Linked DNA regions of Homo sapiens: region 1 is linked to region 2. Evidence: read pairs that join two places in POLR2A ChIA-PET (ENCODE). Cell type or tissue: PC-3. All regions are shown on one strand. Each heading gives the region's core, and the rest is flanking DNA. Links, peaks and the distances in the headings are about the cores only.

Region 1 (5,000 bases), core at 1-5,000, 220 kb after region 2:
AGCTCACTGCAAACTCCGCCTCCCGGGTTCAAGTGATTCTCCTGCCTCAGCCTCCCGAGTAGCTGGAATTACAGGCGTGCGGCACCATGCCTGGGTAATTTTTGTTGTTTTTTAATTTTTTTTCAGTAGAGACGGGGTTTCACCATGTTGGCCAGGCTGTCTCAAATTCCTGACCTCAAGTGATCTGCTGGCCTCGGCCTCCCAAAGGCATGAGCCACTGCACCCGGCCTCCATGAGTTTTATAAGCCATCCTAGCAAACTAATAAAACCTGAGAAGGGGTAGTGAAAAGTGATTTACAGACAGTTGATTACCAGTTTAGGTGACAACCTACTATTGGCATCCCAAATGGGGGCAGTATTCTAGGACTGAGCCCTTAACCTATGGGGTCTGCACTAACTCCAGGTAGATAGTGTCAGAATTGAACTGAATTATTCTAGGACACCCAGTTGGTGTGTGATGGGAAAAACCCACACGTTTTGGTGACCAGAAGTGTGTTGAGTGTTGAATGTGAATGTAGAAGGAAAAACTTTTGCCTCAGTTGGTTTTTTCTTTAGAGTTGTTTTGTCTCTGTTAGGTAATCAGCTATTTTTTTCTCTGCTATTAAGAATCCAGTCTTTAGTAATATATCATACCTTATTAATTTTAAACTTTTAATCTATTAGCAAAGAAACATTGCTTAGCTTATTAAAATTATATGTAAAGTAAAAACTAATAGAACTTCTTATCCTTAAAACCTTTTTTTCTATGCAGAGAACCAGAACTTTCTGACAGCTATTTCAACTATCAAAAGACCTTTTGCTCCCTCATTTCCTAGACATTTTCCACAGAGTTTATAATATTGGACGTCAGATTTAGGGAAAAGTGGAGTATTACTGTTTTGTTTGTTTTTGCTTTTTTGAGACAGGGTCTGGGTCTGTCACCCAGGCTGGAGTGCAGTGGCATGATCACGGCTCACTGCAGCCTCGACCTCCCAGGCTCAAGGGATCCTCCTACCTCAGTCTCCCCAGCAGCTGGGACTACAGACGCATGCTACCACGCCTGGCTAATTTTTGTATTTTTTGTAGACACTGTGTTTCGCTATGTTGTCCAGGCTGGTCCCGTACTCCTGGGCTCAGGTGATTTCCGCCTCTCGAGGTGTTAGGATTACAGGCATGAGCCACCTCGCCCAACGAGTATTATTATTATTATTGTTTGTTTGAGACAGAATCTCACTCTGTCACCTAGGCTGGAGTGTAGTGGTGCAATCTCAGCTCACTGCAACCTCTGCCTCCCATGTTCAAGTGATTCTCCTGCCTCAGCCTACTGAGTAGCTGGGACCACAGGCCTGCGCCATTACGTCCGGCTAATTTTTGTATTTTTAGTAAAGACAGGGTTACGCCATGTTGGCCAGGTTGGTCTCAAACTTCTGAGCTCAAAGTGATCCACCCGCCTCGGCTTCCCAAATTGCTGGGATTACAGGTGTGAGACACCGCACCTGGCCTATTTTGTATTTTTAAAAAGCCTTTATTTAATAGGTTTTGCCACTAGTTTTCTTTCTTAATTTAAATCGTATTTTTAAATTTGTGGTAAAATATACATTACATAAAACTTACCATTTTAACCATTGTAACCATTACAAATTCTCATTTTGTACAATTATGAAAACAATTTGGGTACCAGGGGAGAAAATCTTCAGTATTAAATTTCAATTCTTATTCATGTTTTCCAATATTAAAATCATGAGACTGTACATTTTCCTCTGATTTTAATTTATTTCTAATTGCTTTGCTTTTAGCTATTTTGGAAAACTGAATCTCCAGGAAAATACAGCAACAGCCTCTAATGCATAGTTAGGGAAGGCCCAGGGTTCCAGCAACTTTCCAGGGCAACCACCTGACCAGTCCCCGCAGACCTCCCTTTCCAGCCACCTCCAGAGACTCCAAGTGTAGCTTCATTCTCCAAATAGCCACTCTGCTTCTCAGATGAGTAATAAACTATGTGGTTGCGTAAGTCAGAATTGCTCAATAATTTGAGAAGATTCATTCCCAGAAAAGCTCAAAGATACACTATGAAGATACAAATCACATTCTGCATTTACAGAATTCTTGTGTTGACACTTACGTTAGTAAGAGAAGAATTGCTAAAACAATTTTTTTTCTTACCACGTCCCCCGAAAGCTTACTCTGTCTGCTGAGTGAGCTATGACAGCAACACCAACTATTTACTCATTTCTCATTACGTTTACAGTTGGCTGCAACTTCCATTTCATTTGCAGACCTGAGCAGAATGCTGCTTTGTCTATAATTAAAAGAAACATCCCATTGAAAAGGTGAAGTTTTAATTCTATATGCTCCAAAACCTTCCATTTAAATTTTTTATCAAACGTTTGCAGTAAACATTGGTAAAACTTGCTTTAGGAGCAACAGGGTAAGGCCCAAACTCTCATCTCAACAAGAATCCATTTCCATAACAAAACTAATATTTTCAAAGTCATCTGAGTTAATCTAAATTGACAATACATATTTAATTGTGTAACTGTAAAGGAAACATTTTCATGATATGTTTTTAAACTTTGAATTTAAAATTAACTACTAAATGTTGTTTTGGTTGTTATTTTACAGCTCCTTTTAAGACCAGTATTTTTTTTTTTTTTTTTTTGAGATGGAGTCTCGCTCTGTTGCCCAGGCTAGAACGCAGTGGTGCGATCTCAGCTCACCGCAAGCTCTGCCTCCCGGGTTCACGCCATTCTCCTGCCTCAGCCTCCCGAGTAGCTAGGACTACAGGCACCCGCTACCACGCCCAGCTAATTTTTTTTTATATTTTTAGTAGAGAACAGGGTTTCACTGTGTTAGCCAGGATGTTCTTGATCTCCTGACCTTGTGATCCCGCCTCGGCCTCCCAAAGTGCTGAGATTACAGGCGTGAGCCACCATGCCTGACCTTAAGACCAGTATTTTGCTTTATCAGCCGGGCGAGGTGGCTCACGCCTGTAATCCTAGCACTTTGGGAGGCCGAGGTGGGAGGACTGTCTGAGCTCAGGAGTTCGAGACCAGCCTGGGCAACATGGTGAAACCTGTCTCTACTAAAATACAAAAAAAAAAATTAGCCGGGTGTGGTGGTGTGTGCCTATAGTCCCAGCTACTCCAGAGGCTGAGGCAGGAGAACTGCTGAACCCGGGAGGCCGAGGCTGCAGTGAGCCAAGATCATGCCACTGCACTCCAGCCTGGGTGAAAGAGTGAGACTCGTCTCCTAAAAAAAAAAAAAAAACCCTCAGTATTTTGCTTTATCAACCAGAGCTGATAAATAAAAACCGAATGAGTTATCTTTGCCTGCTTGATAAATGGGTTTGATAATGAAAACCATGATGAGATTATGATAAGGTGATTCACCTGCAGAAGTGGAAGCCGGCCAGTAACCAAGAGGCTGCCAAATTTCAGAGAGCAAAGGGAAATCTACACAAATCAGGATGCAGTCTCTGCAGATCGTATTTGATAGTTGGTAACCCCAGGCCAAAAAGAGTTCTTGGGTTTGAGGTTGGAACTCGAAAAATGTCCTAGAGCTAATAGCCTTCAGAAAGACATTGGTGGGAGGAAGAACTAATGTTTGAGGTAAAGATACTTGGAAGGAGAAAAGGACAGAACAAAGTCACAGAGAAAGCCTGGTATTTGAGGCATGCAGATAATGGACTTCTGAGAGAGCAGGGAAGATGTTAGAGAAATAGGGAAATGAAGTAAACAAAGAAGTAGACAGATGAGATGGCACAGCTCTGCGATTATGTACAGTCAAACAAATACTTGGGGAGTAAGCTGTAAAAATTATTTCGGAGAGCCCAGCATGGTGGCACATGCCTGTAGTCCCAGCTACTTGGGAGGCTGAGGCAGGAGGATCACTTGAGCCCAGGTCCAATGAAATGGCTATTTCCTGCATAGGATCTGTCCCCATACCCTGCTTGTGCCTTTCCAGGCCTGGATGTCCCCTCCCCAGTTTCTCTTTTGGTTGAAATCCTTCTCATTTGCAGTAGGCAGAATAATAGCCACCCCCAAAGATGTCCATGCCTTAATGACTGAAACCAGTGACTGTGTTACCTGACTTGGCAAAGGGGGAGCTGTAGATGTGGTTGTGGTTACAAACCTTAAACGGGGGAGACTATGCTGGATTATTCAGGTGGGGCCCAGCGTAGTCAAATGGGTCCTTAAAAGCAGTAGAAGGCAGAAGGGGAGGCTAGAAAGATGCAACAGCAAAAGAAGGACTTGACCCTGCTGCTAGTTTTGAAGATGGAGGCCACAAGTCAAGGGATGCAGCAGCTTCCAGAAGCTGAGAACAGCCAGCAAGAAACACTCCCCAGTCCTAAAACCACAAAGACCTGAATTAGGCTAAAAGCCCAACTAGCAGGAACAGCCCCTTTGCTAGAGCCTCCAGGAAGGGATGCAGCTCTCCAGCTCCTTGGTTTTAGTCCAACAAGATCAACATTGGGCTTCTGACCTACAGGACTATAAGATAATCAAGTTATGTTGCTTTCAGCCACTAAGTTTGTGGTTCAGTAGTCCCCCCTTACCTGTGACTTTGCTTTTCACAGATTCAGTTACCTACTGTCAACCAAGGTCAGAAAATAGGTGAGTACAATACAGTAAGATATTTTGGGAGAGAGAGAGACCAAATTCACATAACTTTTATTACAGTATATTGTTATAATGGTTAATGGTTCTATTTTATTTTTAGTTTTTTTTTCTTTTCTTTTTTTTTTTTTTCTGAGATGGAGTCTCACTCTGTTGCCCAGACTAGAGTCCAGTGGCACGATCTCAGTTCACTGCAGCCTTCGCCTGCTGGGTTCAAATGATTCTCTTGCCTCAGCCTCCCGAGTAGCTGGGACTACAGGTGCACGCCACCACGCCCAGCTAATTTTTGTATTTTTAGTAGAGACGGGGTTTCACCATGTTGGCCAGGCTGGTCTCAAACTCCTGACCTCAAGTGATCCGCCCATCTTGGCCTCCCAAAGTGCTGGGATTACAGGGCGTGAGCCA
Region 2 (8,410 bases), core at 7-5,006:
TTAATTTTTTCTACTTTTCAAATCTCTCTTAAAAGTCACCTTTATAAAGAAAGTTTATAGCCAATACTAAATCAATGTTCTGATCAGTTATCATTCTCCTTTCTTACAGAGGTTTTAATCATCTTGTTCACTGTCATTTATATCTGAGACTATGAAAACATTAAGTAAATTCTTGAACCACTTACAAATTCTTAACAGTCCAAGAAGAAGAGAGGATGATATAAGAAAATGTCTGAACTTCATTTTTTAGGCCTTCCTATTGAGCTAGTTTCAAGCTACTGGGCAAGGACAAATAGGGACAGTGTATGCATTTAACCTGCCATATAGAGAATATTTTTCACATTTAATGTTTTTAATGTAGTCACCAAAATAAATTTCATCCTGCAATCCTGAAATTAAATTCTACTTCCCACTGAAGTATACTGATTTCCTACTATTACAGTAGTTCTCAGCCCTGGTATTAAAAATTTGACTTTAGGCCAGGCATGGTTGGCTCACACCTATAATCTTTGGGAGGCCAAGGTGGGCAGATTGCTTGAGCCTGGAAGTTTGAGACCAGCTTGGGCAACATAGCAAAACCCTGTCTCTACAACAATACAAAAAATTAGCTCAGTGTGGTGGCATGCACCTGTAGTCCCAGCTACTCAGGAGGCTAAGGTAGAAGAATCACCTGAGCATGGGGAGGTCAAGGCTGCAGTAGGCCAAGACTACACCATTGCCCTCCAGCCGAGGCAACAGAGCAAGACCCGGTCTCACAAAAAAAAAAAAAAAAAAAGAAAGAAAGAAAGAAAGAAAGACAGAAATTTGACTTTAAAAAAAACTTTGGAGTCTTTCATGAGAATATTACATTTATCCACTATTCTCAAAGTGTACACACTATGAAGAGAGCAAAATCTTCTCTAACTGAACAGCTATATCTGTTCCAATCATTCTCAGAAGATCAGTTATTTCAGTGGCTCCAAAAAAATCCAATTGCCAGGTTGCAGTGGGACTAGTTTTTGTGCTGGGTCAAATTACCCAAGGGGAAAGGAAGCAGAGAACTCAGTTCCCAAGTATGTGCTCATTCCTGAGAGAGGCAAGGGACTCTTGACCCTTCGCCTGCGCCGTCCCAGTGCCAACAAGCTACTTGTAGGGGGTGAGGGCAGGCCGCATAAATTCTACCCCAATACCAAAATCCTGGCTGGAATGATCACCAAACTAACAAGGGAAAGGCATTAGTCATAAATAGATAGATCTCAGAGTTACTAGTAATGTTCCTCAAGTTTAAATCCTGTCTGTCACAAGGAGCTGGACTCCTTTACTGCACACTGTCAAAATGAAACAAGATGTTCTTAAGTGAAATCTAAAATATGAAGTGCAACTTGATTCAGGGCATTGGGGGCAAGGATAATATTTCCAAGTAGCAGCCTCAGTTGCAAACCTTTTCTCTGCTATTTTTATCTAAGTATATCCACCACTTCTTTTTCCCCAGGCTATCGATGATGACCAACATTGGATAATGCACATGGCCATTAGTTTGGAAGCAAATTCGAACAAATTCATAGAAATGACAAGATTACCATTATACAACTCGTGTAGACACTGCTGAAGCATCAGCATCTCATGAACAAATCTTATAATATTTGGTAATATTATATTTGGTATATTTGAATATTATGGTATATTTGATTATAATATTTTATAACATTTAAATAATGATTATGAATATTTATGGCAACATGGAAAATACAGAATCAAATGAGAAAGCAAGGTACACCACATCTATATTATATACATATATTAAAAAAGACTAGAAGAAAACCTGAACAAATGAAAATTGCTTGACTGAGAGCCTTTTCACTTTTTTTATGTAGATATCCATTATTCTTGCTATAATGCTATTTGTGTAACAGAAAATATAAATTGTTAATATTTATAAATACAAATAGCACACTTAACCACAGTGGGATTACCACTACTTATCAACTGGCTGACTTCATGGAAAATGCTTTTGCGGTCAATTGATTTATCTAAAGCTCATGACATGCTGATCAGAAATGGAGACTATATCTACTACCACAATTTATATTACTCTAAGTAAAAATAGCTTCCCATGGCCAGCCGTGGTGGCTCACATCTGTAATCCCAGCATTTTGGAAGGCTGAGGCAAGAGATCACTTGAGCCCAGGAGTTCGAGACCAGCCTAGGCAACATAGTGAAACCTCATCGCTACAAAAAAACTTTAAAAATTAGCCAGGAGTGGTGGCTTGTGCCGATAGTCCCAGCTACTCAGGAGAGACTAAGGTGGGAAGACTGAGCCCATGAGGTCGGGGCTGCAGTGAGCTGTAATCATATCACTGCACTCCACAGACTGTGCAACAGAGCAAGTGAGACCCTGTCTCAAAAAAAAAAAAAAAATAGCTTCCTACCCAGGTACAGTAGCCTGTACCTTAATCCCAGCTACTCGAGAGGCTGAGGTGGGAGGTGGGAGGATTGGCTGAGCCCAGGAGACTGAGGCTGAAGTGAGCTATGCACCACTGCATTACACCCTGTCTCTTAAATTTAAAAAAAGTAGCTCCCCATAATTTTCACCTCAAAAATTTAATATGAACCCTTCTTTCAAGAAATATTCCCACTTCATAAAATCAAAATGACTTATAGAATGTAAAGATTCAAACATATATACTTTCAAATTTATTAGTTTTATACAAAAATTAAATTTCACAATACTAAGATTAAGTAAAGGGGCCATAAAATTAAATTATCGGTCTTTAGAATGACACTATCCAATACGTTTGTCACTAACTATGTGTGGCTATTTGAATTTAAATTAAAATTTAAAAAATTAGAAAATTCAGTTCTTCAGTCACCCTAGCCACATTTCACATCACCAACTGCCACAAGTGGCCAGTGTAGTGGCTACATATTGGGGAGCACAGACATAGAACACTTCTTTCAACACAGTAAGTTCTACTGGACAGCACTACTCTTGAAATTTGCCACAAAAATGGCATAAAACTTAATATCACACAATCAAAAATCAAGATGTAAATAAAAATGTTCTGTATCTTGACTATGGTAGGAGTTTACTGGTATACACAACAGTCACAACTTAACGAGGTGTGCATTTTAGACAGACATAGTAATGCATGTAAATTACTTCTCAATAAAGTTAAGGAAAAAAAAGAACAAACACAAGACCATTGATGAATTTCTAAGGAAAACAAAAAACACGTAGGGTATATATAGTAAGTTCCAAAGTCCTGATCAGCTTGCTTACAGATTCCGTGGGTCTAGACTCCTGAGGTATCAGTCTGCGGTCCTAAGCAGAGTGGAGGCAGATGGCTGGGAGAGTGAGTTGAGCGCATAGCTGTGTGCGGTGAAAAGTGATGGACAGGAAGGCAGAAGAGAAGAGATCCAAGATATTGTGGAAAGCAAGGGACAATGTATGTGGCCCTCCTAAAATACACCACAGCATCTCAACCTCAAAGCATCAACTACATCGTTAAAATCACATCCATTAACTGAGGGGCCACTGAAGACAAAAGGAATTAACAAACAGTTATAAGGTACATAGCCTCACATAGATATCTTTAAAATGATTAAATAAATTGTAAAGGTAATAAGCTACCCAAAATACTTAAAGATGTAATAATATCCGAGACTCAGAATGGCCAAGTATTACCAATCTCAATTCTATATGAGTTAAATATCATTCAGGTGATAAAAGTTGATAGGTTAAACAAAGAATCACAGCTAATCATTAATAGCAACCGCAACTCCTCCTGCCTCAGACAGAGTGATTACAACCAAACAGCCACTCTCCAGGCACAACTCCAGCTCTCTAAAAGGTGGACAGGAGAGTGGAGAGGGTGGGAGAACCATGCTTCCCAAACTAATTCAGCCAAGAACAATAACCCCTAATTTGTTCAGTTGACAGTAACTCCTGAAGTCCCATGGCCTATTAGGACAGCAACTTTTAATTATTTTCATGTCAGATATTTTCTACTTTATTCAAACACTTCTGTATTCACTAGTAGCTGTCAAAGGTTTATTAGAAATGGCAAAACAAAGTTCAATAGAAACGGCTAACAATATTATGGCATATTAACTTATAATATTTTATAACAATTAAAATAATGATTATGAATATTTATGGCAACATGGAAAATACAGAATCAAACGAAAAAGCAAAGTACACTGCATTTATATTATGTACATATATATTTAAAAAGACTAGGCCAGGCGCAGTGGCTCACACCTGTAATACCAGCACTTCGGGAGGCAGAAGCAGGCGGATCACCTGAGGTCGGGAGTTTGAGACGAGCCTGACCAACATGAAGAAACCCTGTCTCTACTAAAAATACAAAATTAGCCAGGTGTGGTGGCACATGCCTGTAATCCCAGCTACTTGGGAGGCTGAGGCAAGAGAATTGCTTGAACCCGGAAGGCAGAGGTTGCGGTGAGCCAAGATCATGCCATTGCACTCCAGCCTGGGCAACAAGAGCAAAACTCTTGTCACAAGGGAAAAAAAAAAAAAAAGACTAGAAGAAAACCTGAACAAATGAAAATTGCTTGACTGATAGCTTTTTCACTATTTTTATGTAGATATCCATTACTCTTGCTATAATGCTATTTGTGTAACAGAAAATATAAATTGTTAATATTTATAAATACAAATAGCACACTTACCACAGTGGGATTGCCACTACTAATCAACTGGCTGACTTCATGAAAAATGCTTTTGCAGTCAATTGATTTATCTAATGATCCTCTTTTTACAATTACTGCTACTGCTAGTAGAATCTGTTCCCGAACATACTTTTGAAGGCTGTAAAACATAAAAATCATTGTGAAAAATTTACCTAAATCTAATACAAGAATACTCCCAAACTTCTCTCTATGCCTGAAGCTACTAATAACATTGCTTACATGTGAGAGTAGAAGAGCCAAAGGGTTATGTACAGACTCCAAAGCCAGGAGGCCTGGGTTCAAACCCAGGCTCCATTGTGGACGGGCTGTATGACCCTGGGCAAGACAGTTAGCATTCAGGGCCTTGGTTTTCAATCTGTAAAATGAGAATAACACTACTAGTGTTATTATAAGGGTTAAATGTTCCTAGAACTGTGCCCAGTACATACTAAGCACTATACAAGTGTTATTTGCTCCAGGAAGTGTTCAACAGATGTAAGTCAGCTCCCTGTTAAATATTTGTAGGGAAAAAAATCACTAAGATTAAGATTCCACTAGTCTGGAGATAAATTCTGATCTAACCTACGTCTACAACTACTAATCTAATCCTAAATCCCATTTCCCTTTAATGTGAAAAGGCAACATACTAGCTATCCGAGATACATCATTATGGAAACATAAAATTGTAAAACACACACACACAAACATTCAAAATGTTCATATCTAGGTTCTGTTCCTCCATGTGATGACAGAAGCACCCATCCCAAGTGGAGGCATTTTACCAAGCCCATTTGACCACAAGGGCACAGAAACTTAATTGACTTTTCACAATCTTTTCTGAAAGATAAGGATCAGAAAACATAATCCCAAACTTTATAATCTAGCCTCTGGAATCCCACAAAGATACAACCACCAAGTGCCCCTGGAATAAACCCAAACCCCTTAACATGGCTTATAAGCAGTGGGAACCATTCTAGCTTTCCTGGGACAGCCTCAATTCACCTGTTGCCCCAAATAATTATTAGTCGTTCTTTATTTCACTCTCAAAAGTGTCCCAGTTTGGAGACCCACCTATAGCCACCAGTGGCTGCTCCTCTCCTTGACTTCTGCCCTTCCACACACACGCACAACTGCAGACATATTGACCTTTCAGTTCCTCACTCCACACTCTTTTGACTTCCAGGCCTCTGAACTTCTATTCCCTCTCCCAAGATTATGACGTCACTTTCTCCAGAAAGTTATTACTAAGGGCTCCCACGGCACCCTCACATGACAGGACATATCTGTTACTACTGGTTCACTAGCTCCCAGATCAGCCACCCACTCTATGCACACTAGCATATGCAAAGCACACTACCTGCTGCATAACATGCATTTATTAGATATTTATACAGATGAATAAATATGTCTCCCTATCGTCAAGACTGAAGTGAAAAAACATTCCTTCAAAACATACACTTGAACCATTTATCTTTCACTCATTAAGCAAATAAATGCAGAGATCCTACTATGCATAAGAATATTAGTTGGCCAAAGGGAATTTCTGTACTTTTAGGGGGACAGAATAGTTTCATAGGCACTGACTACTACTAGAAAATGTACATAAAGCTGAAGACTATGACTACAAATGTACACAAACATAGTTTTAAATATCTCTACTGGCAAGAATTAAAATTATTATTAGAATAAATAATAGCTACCATTTATTGAATGCTTACTATATGCAAGAATTTATATGAACTGGTTTCACAAATATTAACACATCTAATCCCCATGATACTACTACTATTATTCACTCCATTTAAAAATCAAATCAGAAGGCCGGGCGCAGTGGCTCACGCCTGTAATCCCAGCACTTTGGGAGGCCAAGGCAGGCGGATTACGAGGTCAGGAGATAGAGACCATCCTGGCTAACACGGTGAAACCCCGTCTCTACTAAAAAAAAAAAAAATTAGCCAGGCGTGGTGGCAGGCACCTGTAGTCCCAACTACTCGGGAGGCTGAGGCAGGAGAATGGCATGAACCCGGGAGGCGGAGCTTGCAGTGAGCTGAGACTGCGCCACTGCACTCCAGCCTGGGCAACAGAGCGAGACTCCATCTCAAAAACAAACAAAAAAATCAAATCAGAAAATTAATGCACAAAGAAGTAATCTGCCCAATGCTGCAGAGTTAAGTGGCAGAAGTAGGGTGCAAATCCCTTTCTTGACCACTATGCTACACTTGCCTCTTTCATAAAGGACATTGTGCATTTCACTGTATACAAATTTTATTTCAATTAAGAGGAAAAAATAAAAAAGAAAAAATTCTGTGCATGTAATGGGAAGTACACATTATTTATGTAATAGTCTACTACATAGCCTATAGTATTCTACCTATGCAGTATGCCAAAAACGTTTAACTTGAATCTAATCCACACTGTAGGGCATTCTACAAGATACAAATATCTGTGTCATGAAAGGCAAAAAAGAGCACACAATTATTCTAGATTAAAAGAGACATGACTAAATACACTGTACAATCTCTGGCTCACCTAGATTAAAAAAAAACCTACTGTACCTAAATAAAGCAAATATTAATAGATCTGAAGTGACAGACTGCAATACCAAAAAAAAAGTATAAAGGAAAAAGGATGTAAATATTATTCAGACAATTGGGAAACTCAGAATATGGAATCAGAATTGTTAGATCATATAAATATGCCAATTATATCAAGAGTATTGAGATTATGCTTTCAGAAGAGACACGTTCAAGAACTTTAAGGCTAAAGTATCATGATGTCTGTGGCACTCTCGAATAGTTAAGGGTAAAAAATGTACATATACATAAGAGAGAAATTAAATGTGACAAAATGTTAACTGAGCCTCTACTGGAAAAAGGGTGTGTTTACCACCACATTCTGGCCTGGGCAACACAGCAAGACTCTCTCTCTTAAAAAAAATGTTTGAGATAAAAAATATGTATGTAAGCCAGGTGTGGTGGCTCATGCCTGTAATCTTAGCACTTAGGGAGGTCAAGGAGGGCGGATCATGAGGTCATGAGTTCGAGACCAGCCTGGCCAAAATGGTGAAACCCCGTCTCTACTAAAAATGCAAAAAATTAGCTGGGCATGGTGGCGCATGCTTGTAATCCCAGCTACTCCAGAGGCTGAGGCAGTAGAATCGCTGGAACACAGGAGGCAGAGGTTGCAGTGAGCCAAGATTGCGCCATTGCACTCTAGCCTGGGTGACAGAGCAAGACTTCGTCTCAAGAAAAAACAAAAAAAGAAAAAATTAAAATATATATATATATGTGTGTGTGTATATATATATATATATATATATATATGTGAGCTATTTCAATGTGGAACCCTACAATCAACTCTACAATCAAACTAATTACTTTAGCTTCTAAATTATCAAAATGATTTTAAAATGAGATTAATTTGGGCCAGGTACGGTGGTTCATTCCTGCAATCCCAGCCCTTTGGGGTACTGAGGCAGGAGGACTGTTTGAGCTCAGGAGTTAGAGACCAGCCTGGGCAACACAGCAAGACCCTGTCTCAATTTAAAAAACTGAAAAGGAGGCTGGGCACGGTGGCTCACACCTGTAATCCCAGCACTTTGGGAGGCCGAGATGGGAAGATCATGAGGTCAAGAGATCAAGACCATCCTGGCCAACATGCTGAAACCATCTCTACTAAAAATACAAAAATTAGGCCAGGCACGGTGGCTCATATCTGTAATCCCAGCACTTTGGTAGGC

What was found. ChIA-PET counts read pairs that join two places held together with the same protein. Peaks named below come from ENCODE experiments on the same cell type or tissue, not always from the same donor. Only the 100,000 strongest peaks of a DNase experiment are listed, where the experiment ranks them.
Region 1: POLR2A ChIA-PET joins it to region 2 with 9 read pairs; 2 of 35 experiments call an interaction of 5 or more read pairs at or near these places.

The regions. Positions count from the first base shown.
Region 1 is chr13:21,067,749-21,072,748 of GRCh38, forward strand. LOC105370104 (a long non-coding RNA gene) reads left to right here. Exons shown (of 4, transcript XR_941728.1): 2 at 2,228-2,309; 3 at 4,556-4,592. Among named protein-coding and RNA genes, the nearest start is that of LATS2, 8.7 kb to the left of the region's middle. In PC-3, for the core only: no CTCF peak of the experiment used is centred there; DNase peaks (open chromatin) are centred at 2,043 and 3,403; H3K4me3 peaks cover 771 bases; H3K27ac peaks cover 1,270 bases.
Region 2 is chr13:20,850,956-20,859,365 of GRCh38, forward strand. XPO4 (exportin 4) reads right to left here. Exons shown (of 23, transcript NM_022459.5): 4 at 4,672-4,810. Among named protein-coding and RNA genes, the nearest start is that of XPO4, 48 kb to the right of the region's middle. In PC-3, for the core only: no CTCF peak of the experiment used is centred there; no DNase peak of the experiment used is centred there.